Regions from separate parts of the Mus musculus genome. Here regions 2 and 3 are each linked to region 1. The links are chromatin loops, found by intact Hi-C in ENCODE. Cell type or tissue: gastrocnemius. All regions are shown on one strand.

What was found. Hi-C counts contacts between places; a loop is a spot of excess contacts. Peaks named below come from ENCODE experiments on the same cell type or tissue, not always from the same donor. Only the 100,000 strongest peaks of a DNase experiment are listed, where the experiment ranks them.
Region 2: it touches region 1 in a loop (12-fold over the local background); 39 of 42 quality-filtered maps call a loop at or near these places.
Region 3: a loop joins it to region 1, with 3.0 times the contacts of the local background. A loop is called at or near these places in 17 of 42 quality-filtered maps.

What each region holds. Positions count from the first base shown.
Region 1 is chr14:121,925,838-121,930,837 of GRCm38, reverse strand. All of the region lies in intron 4 of Ubac2 (ubiquitin associated domain containing 2), which reads right to left. It overlaps Gm46485 (a long non-coding RNA gene), which reads right to left. Exons shown (of 2, transcript XR_001781471.2): 2 at 1-5,000. Among named protein-coding and RNA genes, the nearest start is that of Gpr18, 12 kb to the right of the region's middle. In gastrocnemius, a CTCF peak has its summit at 2,275 (motif pointing left); a DNase peak (open chromatin) is centred at 2,279; H3K27ac peaks cover 1,935 bases.
Region 2 is chr14:122,058,212-122,063,211 of GRCm38, reverse strand. No RefSeq gene overlaps it. Among named protein-coding and RNA genes, the nearest start is that of Timm8a2, 26 kb to the right of the region's middle. In gastrocnemius, a CTCF peak has its summit at 2,316 (motif pointing right); DNase peaks (open chromatin) are centred at 2,332 and 2,916; H3K27ac peaks cover 354 bases.
Region 3 is chr14:122,128,633-122,133,632 of GRCm38, reverse strand. It overlaps Tm9sf2 (transmembrane 9 superfamily member 2), which reads right to left. Exons shown (of 17, transcript NM_080556.3): 4 at 226-353. Among named protein-coding and RNA genes, the nearest start is that of Tm9sf2, 24 kb to the right of the region's middle. In gastrocnemius, a CTCF peak has its summit at 3,032 (motif pointing right); no DNase peak of the experiment used is centred here.

The sequences.
Region 1 (5,000 bases):
AGGACAGAAACAAACCAGACACAGCCTGTGCTTCACTATGTGTGGCTCAAACTGACAAACTAAACTGGGGTATTAAGTCAGGATCGTGTTGAAGAAGTAGCAACTGGGGGGGCAGCAAAAACGGGGCTTTCCAGGGGCAGGTGAGGCTTTACCTTGTCACACAGAAGGTGCTGAGTGAGGAAGACAGCTCTACTTTGAACCATATATTAAAAATTCAAAATAGAGCATAAACCCAAATGGCAAACCTAAAATAAAATTTCTAGAAGAAACCTACATAGGTCAGAGATTTCTCAAATACGCACAACATAGGAAGATTTTTCCAAAGAGTACACAGCATAGGCTATTTATAAACTGGTAGATTTTATTTCATTAGAGTATTTAACTACACTCTTCAAAGGTCACTATTATAAAAATCAACAGAGATAAACTTGGGGAAGTATCTGCTAAATGCACACCTAAAGAACTGGTATGAGAATACAAAGAACTCTCAAAGAACTCTTATAATAATAAGAAAGTCACAAATCTAAGTACAGGTGCACGGAGAGACTTGAAAATACACGAACAGCAGCTGAGCACATAAAAAGCAGCCAATGCCAGGCCTGATGGCACACGCCTTTAATCCCAGCACCTAGAAGACAGAGGCAGGTGGATTTCTGTACCTAGTCTACAAAGCAAGTCCAGGACAGCCAGCTAGACTACACAGGGAAACCCTCTCTAGTGGTTGGGGTCGGAGGAGCAGCTCAATACAGCACTGGATTAGGGAGATATAAATTAAAACATGGACACAACAAATACAGCATTATAATGTGTGTGTGTGTGTATGTGCGTGTGTGTGTGTGTAGATATCTGTATCTATATATCTGTATATCCATATATACTGATAGATAGATAGATAGATAGATAGATTGGTTTTTTTTTTTTACATAGATATGATCCACGGACTGAAGAGATGGCTCAGTGGTTAAGACCACTGGCTGCTCTTTCAGAGAACCTGGGTTCTGTTCTCAGTATCCACACAGTGGCTCACAACTGTCTACAACTCTAGTTCCAGAGGACATGATGCCCTCTTCTGGCCTCCACACGTGTGCTTGAATAACTGCAATGCACAGAACACGGAGATGGGCCCCTCCTCACCCTGGAGCAGTTCTAAAAACTGATTAGAACTCACTTTTCAAAGACCAATTCACCATAAAACATTAGCACATCTTCTAGGTTGTTTTCTCAGTTAAAGCACGCAGTGGAATAAAAATCACTTTCATGAATCAACTTCCTGTTCCTTATTTTTATCCTTCCTTAGAACTCACGTGCACATTTGCACCGCCAGCCATCAAGTCCCCCAACGCGTAGTTTCCTACTTCCTTCCTCTGAGCTCTGAGAATATTTACTTATTGTTGACAACTACACCATTTGTCGAAGGAATGACAAGATAAGGACTGAGCTTCCACCTTATCTGCACTCAATACTAGCCACAGACACGACATGGGAAGACAACTGCTAAAGCGTGTGCTGTAGGGTAGTGGCATTCATATCCACTACATAGTAGGACTACTTTCCTATCAACATTTACCCAACAATTCTGATAAAAATACGGTTTGTGGCTCACACAAAACAGTTATTCAACAGGATCACTAAATCCCCTTACAAAAAAAGAACAACCCGCCTTCCCCTTTCCTTAACTTTCAGATATCGGTAAGAATTCTTCCTTAAGTTCCGTATTAGAGCCAGGCTGCCCTGCATGACAACTTGCTACACAGTTAAATGTGATGTTTGGAGCTCAGGAATAGGCTCAGTGGGTAACAGTGCTAGATGCACAAACAACAGGACCAGAATTCAAATCTCCAGCCGTCACGTACAAGCTGGGGGTGGCTCTGCATACCCATCACCCAGCACTGTGCAAAACAGACAGGAGGACCTCTGGGTCCTGATGGCTGCCAGTTTACATGCAGGTTCTGTGAAAGACTCTGTCACAAGGGAATGAGGTGGGGATTCACACACAAAAAGTGTTCCTATGGTTTGAAATACGCTTTACTGTACTGTTTAGGAAAAAATAAATGCGAGTAGATAATAGTAATTCGTAACTCTCACTTGGGCCTAGGAGCTTCAGAGACAGGAAGACAACTGTCAAAGCTGGTTCTGGATGCTCCCAGCCACCCTCTTACCAGTTTTACTGAAAGAATATGTTATCACTTAGTAACATTTCAGCTCTTTTAATAACACTCAAGCCTCATTTAATAACAATTTTAAGTAGAATTACAGGTTTTACCAAGTTCCAATACCGCCATCTAGTGGCTCCAGGTGTGACTACAGGCAGAGCTTAAAAACTGCCACTTTAGGTTACTAATTTATCACTAATATGCAAACTTACACCATCTAATAAACCTAGGTAAGAATATCTAGGTGTTTATTCAAATTCAGTGAACTTCTGACATCTGACTTCAAGAGTATTTTAAACGCATATCTTTATCAACTCATTTTTTTTCTTTCTTTTTTTTTTTCTATTTCTTTTTTGTTTTCTTCTTTTCTGTTTGTTTTTTGAGACAGGGTTTCTGTGTTGCCTTGGCTGTCCTGGGACCAGCTCACTGCACCAGGTTAGCCTCAAACTCATGGAGATCCGCCTGCCCCTGCCCCTGCCCCTGCCCCTGCCCCCACCTCTGCCTCCCATGTGCTAGGATTAAAGGCCTGTGCCACCATGCCTGGCCTTGCAACTCACCTCTTAATGTCAGGATTCTCTCACTCTGTTCATATTTATCAAGGTTTTCTACAAGTGTGTACTTTTCAAATTTTAAAAATCATCTTTGCTCACAGGAAAGGAATCAATCCCCCCGATGACACAGAAATATTGTCTCCGGCTTTTTGCAGGTAGTCTATTAACTAATGGAGGCCCCTACATTGCAGTGAGTGCCGCACGTTCTGCTGGACTGTGGTGGGCTTCCTGGGAACAGCCCAGCCTCACTGGGCTCTGGTGAGTGAGTCTCTCACTCTTTAGGCCTATTCGTGAATCCAGATGTAAAGCAAGTACAGAGCTAGGACTGTCAGGGGCAAAGGGGTTCACTCAGCTTCACACTAATGCTGGACACTCTGAGGTCATGCCTGCCCTCTGCTTCTATTCTGAGCCAGACTTAGCCCTGCCCAGGGCAAATACTCCATGGGTACTGAGTGCTGCGGCTACTCAGTATGCCCAGGCTAAAGCAGTGTCCCGGGTTACACACATGTGCCACTGTGGGGAGCGGGTGTGGCGGTAGTGCCAAGATGGCGCCAGGACAGCAGCCAAGTCTTATGACTTGCACCTGACTTCCTCATACACCTGAAAATAAGCCACATCCATCATGAGAGCTGCGCAGGTGCACCATGATGCAAGATCAGGCCATTTGACGAAGGCCAATGAACTGAGATTACACGGACTGGGCTGATGGGACGTGGTTGAGGGGTTATATAAGGGATTGTGATTGGGGGCTAGGAGAGATTCCTGCTTGCATGTTGAAAGGTTCCTGAATAAACTGCTTTGAGAAGAACGCTGTGTCGTCGCTCTTTTCTGCTGGTTGGGGACAGAAGCGACATGCCACCATGCCACCTCCCTATCATAGCAGCCACCTAGGCTAGCCCTCCCCATCCTCCATTCTTAATTGTTCTTTCACAGGGCACCCTTCAAGAGCTGAGAACAGTTCTCTGGTCCCAGCTCCTCCCCCGCTCCAGATGATCACGCCTGTCTGCTATTTCTCTGGCTGGGAACACATCCTCATCCTGTTCTTTATGTTCAGAACAAAGCCTGCTGCCCTGTAATCGTGACCAACAGCCACACAGCAGTGGTAACTGGCAACTACACCATGATGCCACTTCACAAAATGCCAACAACCAGTCAAGCGCCCAACCAAGCTCCCCAGGCCCGAGAGGAAAGCCACTGGATGCTGTTTTTGTGTCCTGCTTTTCATGTATTTGTGACAGAACCTAGAATTCCACCTTGCAGGCGTACTGATGTTATTGCTACCACTGCTCCTCTGAGGAGCCAGTTTCACTGCTGTATCCAACATGCTGCAGCCTTAGAAAACACAAGCTGCCAACTATCGTCACACTTCCCAGCCTTCCTACGACTACTGATGGGCTGAAGAGATGGGCTAGCTGGTTAAAGTGGAGATCTGAGTTCTGATTCCCAGCACTGGCAGGAAAAACCTGGTGGCCGTGGTAGAGTGTTTGTCTATTATCCCAGTGCTGGGGAGACAGAAACAGGAGGGCCTGGGCCTGGCTTGGCTTGGCAGCCAGTCTGCCTAAGGTACAGATACAGAGAGACATCATCTCAAACATAAATGTAGATAAGGAGGAGGAAGACTGCTGATGTCAACCTCTGTCCTCTACACGGGATTCTGTATTAATTGCTGATAAAAGTGACTAGGACAGAACGTGGAAATTAATGTCATGGACAAGTAAATATTCTCACTTTTGTATTACAAAATAACAAAAGCACATGACTCCAAGAGCATAAGACAGCAGCACTGGCTAGAGAGATGCTCAGTGGTTAACTGACTGCTCTTCCAGAAGAAGGGAAGGTCTCTTGTCTGCTCAATATGCTGGTTCATGTGACATCATCAGGAAAGGCCCTGAAGGGACCCTTTACCTCTTACACACAAAATTAAAGCCTTTAAATTCATCTTTATCGGGGGGATAAGACAAATGGACAGGCCTAATGATACAGAAAACAGTTTCATCAGACATAGCCCTCTACCATCGACAGGAGTGCCCTGTGGGGTGAGAAAGCACTCAGCTGAGAAGGGCTGCCATCAGGGTATACAGAAAAACTACACTAACAAACCAACAACTGGGCTACATGACAGGCACAGCACTTTAGCAGACAACGCTACATCGCTGAAAAGACTCGTGTGCATCTACAACAAGCACATGAAAAGCTGTTTACCTAATCACTAGAAAATAAACCCATCTGGAACCCCCACTTCCCTATGCACTGGGATGACAGCTATGGAGAGGGAAAAGGGCCAGACAGACTCCTC
Region 2 (5,000 bases), 130 kb before region 1:
GGGTCATATGAAGAAGAGAACCTCGGTGGGAAAATGCTTCCACAATACTGGCCCATAGGCAACCCTAGGCATTTTCTTGAGTAGTGATTGATGTCGGAAGGCCCAGTCCACAGTGGACAGTGCCACCTTCAGCAGGCAGTCCAGAGATGTCTACGAAAGCAGGCTGAGCCCGTCATGAGGAGGGAGCCAGAGAGCAGCATTTCTTCAGTTCGTGCTTCTAGGTTCCGGCCCTACTCAGTGACTATAAAGTGCAAGATGAAATAAACCTTTTCCTCTCCAGGTTGGGTTGGGTCAGAATTTTTATCACAACAACTTCTCAAGAGGCACACACCACAGTGCTTTACTTTTGACGTAGGTGTTTGAGATTTGAATTTCAATTTTGGATGGCAAGTGAACCTTACTTACTCACTGAGCCACCTGTCCAGCCTGAAGAATTAAAAAAAAATTTTTTTTTTACTTTTTTGTTTTATGTGTATGACTTTTGGCTGTGTGTACATGGGCGCATCGTATGCATGACTGGTGCCAACAGAGGGCAGGAGAGGGCATCGGATCCCAGGAACTAGAGTCATGGGTAGTCGTGAACTGCTGTACCAATATGGAGAATGGTGCTCAGGACCCCTGGGTGAACAGCAAAGGGCTCTTAAGTGCTGACCTATCTCTCTCTCCAGCACTAACACTTCCCCCACCCCTGGTGGAGGCGGGGATTGACTTTTAGAGACAGGATCTCACTGTGTACCACTGACTGGCCTAGGACTTGTTCTGTAGGCCAGGCTGTCCTCAAATCAAAACCACCTGCTTCTGCCTCCTGAGTGCTGGGATTAAAGGGATGTTATTCTACCACCACTGTGCTCAGCTCTGGGTGATCTTTACTAACTTATTTTTGATGTGTAAGAGTTTCTCTGGTGGTGGCTACATGGCAGGCACATAGCCCAGGATGTCTTTGCCTGAATCCCCAGCTTCATATGTCACTGGATTCTTGCAGTTGCAATGCTGCCAAAGTCCTTCACTCATGTTATGGACCAGACAGATCCTGCAGTCTATTTGAAGTGTTTGGATCAGCTGTGATCCCGGCTGTGATATCCCAGTGATGAATGAACGTGGTGTCTTGTCAGGAGGCATTTCCTGACAGTTTAGTTCTGTTTATTTTTTGGTGGTGATCTAAGAAAATGGCCAGGTCTGGTGGCTCAGGTCTGTACTCTCAGCTACTCAGGAAGCTGAGGCAGGAGGATCACAAATTCAGTGCCCGCCTAGGGTACAGAGTAAGTTCAAGACTAGCCTGGGCAGCTGAGAGAGCAGTGTGCCCTCAGTTGGCTCTCTCTGTGGGAGCCCCAGTGTGTCCCTGGACTGGCTTTCTCCATGGGAGCCCTGGGCTTCTGCAGGGTCTGCCCTGGGCTGTCAAAGGTCACCATCTCTACTGTGTCACTACTTCAGTCTCTCAAATGGAGGATCCTTTTCATTCCACTGCTCTAAGTTGAGCCAGTGAAGTACTGTACCATTAAGCTATACCCCAGTAGACTTCATTAACTAAAAATAATTTTCTTTGCAAAGAATCCACACAGAGCTCGCTTTAGAGAAATACTGTTGTTGTTGCCTCGTGGGGTCAGTGGCTAAGAGCAAGGGATTAGCCCTGTAGTGAAGTTCTGGCCTGTTTCCTAAGCTGTGTGACTCATCCTGAGAAACAGCTTTCTAGTCTATATATGGAAATTCATCCAATGAAGTTCTTAGAGTATTTTTTTTTAAGATTTTAAATTTATTTTAGCTGGGTGGCGGCGGCACGTGCCTTTGACCTAAGCACTCAGGAGGCAGACATTGGCAGATCTCTGCGTTTGAGGCCCACCTGGTCTACAGGGTTCCAAGAGTGCCAAGGTTACACAGAGAAACCCTGTCTTGAAAAAAAAATAAATTTATTTTTTATTTTATGTATATGAGTGTTTTGTCTGCATGTGTCAAGTGTGTGCAGTACCGGTGTGTAGCACACATATGTGTACTGTATAGACATAGGTGTGAGGGCCCCAAAACAGGCCTTGGATCCTCTGAACTGTAGTTACAGATGGTTATGAACTGCTGGCTGGGTGCTTGCAACCAAATCCTAGTCATTTACAATACAGAAAGTTGTCTTAGCTGCTCAGCCTGTTGTAACTGATTTGTGAAAGGAGGCTTATAGAAGACTTCCCCAGCACACTGCCAGGCTACAAGCTGATATTACATTACCATCACAACTACAATAGTCAACCAATTACACTAAAAATACGGCTAACCAAGGAGAATCTGCTGCCTTCTCACAGTGTGCCCGCCATGCTCTGTTTCTGCCACCAGGGGGCATAGGATGAACCCAAAGTATTGAGAAAGCCAATCTGGTACTTCCCCTTGGGGGCAGTCTAAAGTTGCATGCCTGGGTGCCTCAGGGTGTATCCTGGATCTCCACTTCAGGTTCTAAAGGCCAGACTTTATCTGTGGCAATATTAGCTGCTAACTGCGTGTTTGCTAGGCTGTTAGGGAAGTCTGGGGTGTGTGTTTGTGTGTGTGCTTGCACATTTAAGTATATTCTTTTTTTATGTTCATATTCTTTTTTGTTTTATTGTGTTATTTTATTTTATTTATTTACATTTCAAATGTTATCCTCTTTCCTGGTTTCCTCTCTGCAAACCCCCCTATTCCATCCCCCTTACCCTGCTTCTATGAGGGTGCTCCCCCCCCCCCCCCCCCCCGCCACCTACCCACTCCCACCTCCCTGCCCTAGCATTCCTCTACACTGGAGTATCAAGTCTTCATAGAACCAAGGGCCTCCTCTCCCATTGATGCCAGACAAGGCCCCTTCAGCTCTTTCAGTCCTTCTCCTAACTCCTCCATTGGGGTCCCTGTGCTCAGTCCAATGGCTGGCTGTGAGCCTCCGCAACTGTATTGGTCAGGATCTGGCAGAGCCTCTCAGGAGACAGCTGTATCAGCCTCCTGTCAGCAAGCACTTCTTGGCATCTGCAATAGTGTCTCGGTTTGGTGTATGCATGTGAGATGGATCCCCAGATGGGGCAGTCAGTCTCTGGATGGCCTTTCCTTCAGTCTCTGCTCCACTCTTTTCCCCTGTTTTTCCTTTAGACAGGAGCAATTCTGGGTTAAAATTCTGGAGATGGGTGGGTGGCCTAGAAAATATCCAGAGTGAGGTAACTCAGTCACAAAAGATCACACATGGTATGTACTCACTGGTAAGTGGGTACTAGGCAAAGGTTGTGGAATACCTACAATACAACTCACAGACCAAATGAAGCTCAAGAGGAAGGAAGATCAAAGAATGGATGCTTCTGTCCTACTTAGAAGGGGGAACAAAATAATCAAGAGAGGTAGAGGGTGGGAGGGACTTGGGAGGAAGAGAAGACGGGGAGGAGAAAAGAGGGGCAGAATCAGGTATGGGAGGAGACGAGGATGATATACAGAGGGTCAGGAAATTGAGCAGAGGAGTGTAGCAGTGGGGGATGGGGAATTGGGGGTAGCAACCAGAAAGCCCCATATGCCAGGAAAGCAAAAACCTCCTAGGACCCTACAGGGATGACATTAGCTAAAATACCCCACAAAGGGGAGGGAGAACCTGTCAAGACCATATCCAGAGTTTAGGCATGGCCTCCTGGTTGAGGGATGGGGCCACCCACCCACCTCCAAAATTTTAACCCAGAACTGCTCCTAAGTATATTCTTTTTAAAAAAAAATTATTAGATATTTTCTTCGTTTACATTTCAAATGCTATCCCAAAAGTCCCCTATACCCTCCCCCGGCCCTGCTCCCCTACTCACTCACTCCTACTTCTTGGCCCTGGAGTTCCCCTGTACTGGGGCAGATAAGGTTAGCAAGACCAAGGGGCCTCTCTTCCCATCCTAAGTATATTCTTCATATTTGGTATATCTCCAGGTAAAGGATAGAGCAGAACCACAATGAGAAAAGCTTGAACAGCGGCAGACCTAGCCCAGAAGGAAGCTGAGCAACTCTGAACTTGAGGCATCCTCACACCACAGAGATGCATACACACTGTACGCAAGCAAACCTGCAGACCCCTACATGCACTGGAAGGGCAGCTGGACTCATCAGCACGGGACTGGGATGAGAGGCTGATAGGGAGAAGACGTGAGGGGTCAGAAGACCCTGTCTGCTCTGCCCTCAGAGCCACACACCACAGCTGCAGCTCCATTCATATTTTTGGTGTGAAAACTAGGAAGAGTGTCCGAAACCAAGAGACCCGCTGGAGGCCCGTGAGACTCAAGAAGTGTCTGTGTGGCTTTTTTTTTTTTTTTTAAGGCTGCCATCATGGATTGAATGAACTTGTCCAGCCAGGCAAACCCTCAGGAGGCCTAGGACTGCCTAGTTAGGTGCCCAGGCTGGAACAAGCATAGAGAGGAAGGGGTGGCATCTGCAAGGTGAACCACTTTGATTAATCTGCCTTGATTGGCTCTGTGAGACTGTGACCTGAGGAGAAGCCTAACGTGAGGTTCACGACTACAATCACCTCGGCAAGAATGAAACCAAACCCATCGTATTTCTTCAATCAGGTAACAGAGTGCAAAACCTCCGGCTTAGCAGACCAAGGACTTCTGTGTTGTCTGTCCATTTTATCCGGCCACAGAGGAGGCTGAGATGCCTCTTCGACTGTGGCTTTAAAGAAGAGTGGGTTACACTGCGAGCAAGGCAGGCGTGTGAGACAAGATGGGGTACGCCCAGCAGTTCATCTGTTGAGAGAGAAAGGCTGCTGGAGTGGCTATGCTTGAGGAAGCCATGAGAAAGTTGAGTGGCCACTCAGGTCCCCTGAGGGGCTATCACATTGCACACACAAGCAGTAGTGTGTGAGGGACCTGACTCCATCTGTACTGGATGCTGGTTCTGGCTCTCTGTGGAAACAGGAGCTTAGGTGTGCCTCTCCCTCCCCCTCCCCTCCCACGTGGTTGTGCAGGGGGTGGGGGTGGGGGTGTCTCACAACACCACTTATCTCCCTGTAGCCTAGAGCCATTTGAAGAACTGAT
Region 3 (5,000 bases), 200 kb before region 1:
GATTTGATTTGTAGATGCTCTTCCCCACACCATAAAGTGCCCCACGGTAACTGCCAGAGAAGTAGAGCAGCAGGTCTGTGTACAAGAAGCACCTGACAGTCACCTGCTTTAACACTGCGCTGGCATGAACAGTTTGTTACACTGTATGTAACCTACAATTTCATCTCTATAGACACCGACACAGACATTTCATTGTCAGAGCCCCAACTCGAGCCTCTGTCTCACCAGTGATGCTGATAGTTCAGTAGCATGCTTTTTTTCAGGAAGTCTAACTTTTGTTTGTCTTCAGCCTTCTCTGTATTGTATGTTTTCGTACAAACGAGCTTACAGGTTTCCTTCTTATTAAACGTAAACTGTATAAAAAGAAAGTAGAAAGTACATTAATAAAAATTATGCAAAAAGATACAGGTTCTACCTAAGACAGCAGTTTAAGTTACCAGTCCTGGTGATAAACATAAAATGCACCACAGCTAACTCAGGGAGCTGAACCTTCAATTCGCTTCTCTATAAAGTCTCCAATTTTTCTTATCTAAGTGGATTTTTTTTTTTTTGTATTCTGCTAACTTCAATCTATTCATCCTCTACATGTAACTGTGACCTAGAAGAACAAGGCAGAACATTTCCCCATAGGTGCCTTCTACACTTCTGGAGCTGCTGGCTTCTAGTAACAAGAACCCAAGATTTCTGCACTATCGTCCAAGTAAACAGGAACCAATCAAGTGCCCCTATGTCTCCCTAGGAGACTCAGAAGTGACCACAATGCCACATTTGAATATCTAAAATTAAAGCAAACATGACCCTTTACTCAGGCTTAAAAGGCTGCTAATTCTCAGGATTCTAAATATAAAAAAGGTAAAATTAAAAATTAGTAACCAAATTTAAAAATTAGAAGTTCCTCCAATTTTGAGTCCAGAATTACTTAACCTCCCCCCCCCCCCCACTCACACACACACCACTCACATACTTTAATAATAGGTTCATGATGATGTACTGGGAGCATTTAAGTCTTAATTTTAAAAATGCAACTCATTGACTGGAGAGATGGCTCTGTCTGCTCTTTCCAGAGGGCCTGAGTTTAATTCCCAACAACTACATGGTGGCTCACAATGCAATGGGATGCAATGACCTCTTCTGGTGTGTCTGAAGGGATCGACAGTGTACTCACATACATTATATAAATAAGTCTTTAAAAAATAAAAATAAAACTGTGATTCATTGGGCTGAGGGGTGAGGAGTAAAGCAAACTGCAGAGCGAGAGGGCACGAATGAGGCTCTGGTTCAACATCCAGCACAAAAAAAAACAAAACAAAACAAAACAAAAAATACCCCCATATAAATATCTTCATATTTTCAGAAGGCTGAGACATATCAACTATATAAATAAACCTAATAATTTCTAATGTAAAAATCACATTTTGCTGAGCAGTGGTGGCGTACGCCTTTAATCCCAGGACTCAGGAGGCAGAGGCAGGTGGATCTCTGAGTTCAAGGCTAGTCTGGTCTACACAGTAAACTCCAGGATAGCCAAAACTACACAGAGAAATCCTGTCTCCAAAAACAAAACAAAAAAATTATGTTTTTCTAAATAGTCCAGTTGACTTGTCAGTTTTGATTTCTCTTAATATGCTGCAGTTTGGCCTCAAATTCAGATTCTTCTACGTAGGCCCCCAAATGCTGGGGTCCCTATAGGTGTGTTCTAACAGCTGGCTAGTGGCCTGCTTCTGTATGTTATTAACACCCCTACACCAACTTAGCTGAGGTGAATGTTTACGTGCAGCCCACTGCTGCCATCTGTCAGCCAACAGTTTAATTTTCACCACATCACTACCTCCATCTAAAACACAGCATTGTAGCATTATTTTGAACATTAAGGTTCATTTTTAAAAACTGAATAGTAGTAACACAAAAGTACTAATATGACAGAATGAGAGGCACAGATGTCCAACTTAGATAAGGAGAGACAGACATCATCTCTGCTAACAGCATCCAACAGTAAATCTTACACCTCAATCTAATAGGTGGGAACTGGATTTAGCTGTCTCAACTTTTGTACTCAACTGTAAAGGAAAAAAAAAAACAACAAAGGAGAAAGAGCGGGCATCTTACACGTGTGCATCTTATACGTGTACACCATAAGAAGCCCATGGGCCAACGTCAGACATCCTCTTCTATCGCTCTCCATTTTAGTTCTCAAACAGGTTGTCAGTGGACCTGGAGCTCACTGACTCACAGCTCCAGGGTCTCCATGCTCCCCCGCTGGACTACGGGTACATGTGCTAATGTACCCAGCTTCTATGTGGGTGCTGAGGCTGAGTTCAGGTCATTATGCTTATGGAGCAAGCACTTTACCAACTGAACCCTCCTCCAGTCCAGGTAACAACTGATTACAGAGCAACAGTTAACAGTCAAGGCTCATGTATTCCACCCAATAAATGGGCAAGATTGGCCTTCTCCACATGTTAGATTAGAAAATCAAGGCATCAGAGACACAAACTAAGAAATGCCCGTCAGGATATGACCCAAAGCGTTGAGCTATAGAAACAAAGCTTCTCTCCTTATGCTTAGTTAGAAATTCCGTATTTGAAATCATTGTCACTTTTTATTTTTATGTGTATGTCCATATACCACATGCATGCTCAGACAGGCCAGATGACGGTGTTGGATCCTCTGGGACTGGAGTTACAGATATCTGTAAGCTGCCATGTGGGTGCTGGGACTCAACCCGGGGTCCTCTGAAAGCACAGGGGTGCTTTTAACTGCTGAGCTATCTTTCCAACCCTCAGTACTTAAGTTTTGATAAATATTTAAAAATGTTACTAGCTAGCAAAGGAACCAACCCTCTTTTGTGACACTCAAGCTTAATTTTGCCCTATTTTACTTAATTGTATTATATTGTGGGGTGTATATGCATGCAGAGAGGTGTAGGTGTGCCCATCTGCACGTATGTGGTGGGCAGGAGGTGTCTTGTATCACTCTCCATATTATAAAATACACATCTTTAATTTTATCGTATGTCCATGTGTGCAAGCACTACAACAGCCAGAAGAGGGCATGAGATGCCCAAATTTACTCTTCTGTTCACTCCTGTTCATTTCTGTTTTATCTGTAGGAAATGAAAACCCCAGTCTATATCCTATTCCTTAGCTAATTCTTTCGGCTCTACTTTAAAAAAAAACAAGCTGATTCTAAAAGTCCAACTATGTCACAATCTCCCCCTATGGTCTAAACCACCATCAAACCCTATCCAGACAGCTGTGAAATCTCCTGACTGGGGTTTTTCTTTATACCCCCTCAGTCTGTTCTCAACACGCCTCAATAGTGAGTGACCATGTAAGAGCCAAGCTGATGCAACAATGTCCAATCTTGCTCAGCTGTGAAGGGTCCAAAGTTTGAGTCACTGTTGTTTCTTGTGGTGGTAAGGGCCCCAAGCATGCTGCAAGTGCTCTACCACTCAACTGGGCCTCCTCCTGTAAGAGCCGTTACTCTTGCCCTCATCTCTCACCAGCCCCTCTCTCTCATTCCTTGCTCAGGCTGTCCTCCTTTATCTCTGTACCTTCAACAGCCCAGGCAAGTCCACACCTGGGGACCTGGCATCTTCTGTCTGCCTCTAAAATACCTTCCCGAGGCACTTGAGTGACTTACTCCCTCACTTATTTTTAAGGTCTTGTATTCAAATGTCACCTTCTCAGTAAGTCTTACCTAAAATGACAAACACTCTGTCCACATTGTTTTAGTTTTGGAAGTTCTTTCCCAAGTAACTGACATACTGTATTCTTTAGTTCTCTCCAGTCTCCTCCTTGCCATCAAGACCAAAGAGCCACAAAGGCCAGGGATTTCTCTTGTCCTGTCCACTGTTATATTCTACATCTGTAACAGTGCCTGGGGTATACACAAGTAGCTAACCCACAAATGTTAGCCCAGTGAATGGATGCATCAGTGAGTGTTTACAGGTACATGGGGTTTTACGATCCACACACTGTCTTAAGCTGTACTTTTCCTGACCTAAACAAATGTCCCAGAAAAAGGTGACCAAGCAGCCTTTAGATGGGGACCGCCCTCTGCTGCTGGTTATCACTACTGCTTCACTACACACTTAAGTAGGGTAAAAATATCTGAAAATAAAGCACAGGAGGGTCAAAATGAATTAAAGTATATTGTCTAACCAGGCAGTGGTGGTGCACACCTTTAACTCTGGCACTTGGGAGGCAGATGTAGTGAATCTCTGAGCTCAAGACCAGCCTGGGTGAGCTCCAAACTCACCTAAAGAAGTGAATTCCAAAATGGCCAGGGCTACACAGAGAAACTCTGTCTTGAAAAATGAAAAACGCCTGGTGTGGCGGCGCACGCCTTTAATCCCAGCACTTGGGAGGCAGAGGCAGGTGAATTTCTGAGTTCGAAGCCAGCCTGGTCTATATAGAGTGAGTTGCAGGACAGCCAGGGCTACACAGAGAAACCCTGTCTCGAAAAAGCAAAAGAAAAAAGAAAAACGAAAAACAAAAAAGAGGGTGGGTAGGTTATAGCTCATCTTTTAAAATAAGTTCAGGTTTTCTAATCAAAGTCGCATTCCAAAATAACATGACCCATAAATTTGAAAAATCATTTATGGCTGGTTTAGAAAGAAAACTCTCATTGATGGCCCAATACCATGCTTTCATATGCTGTAGTCTTCAAGAATCTCTTTAAATTGGGAATCGAAGAACTTAACACTTTTTGGTTTGGAGGACAGGATCTTGCTAGGTAGCCAGGATAACCTGGGCCTGCCCTTAGCATCTCCACAGACATATGTGTCACTATGTTCTGTTTAACACAGATCTTGACCCTAAGTTTCTGTAGAATGTGAAAAATGTTGGGTGCACACCTTTCTCTATTTAAGAATACTTCTGCTCTACTTTACCTCAGCTCCCAGGGCAAGAGATTAAATCTAGGATTCCCAGGACCCAAGCAAGGGTCCTACGAACATTTAGAAATGTCAAGAATTGGCTCCTTCTACAGATAGCAAC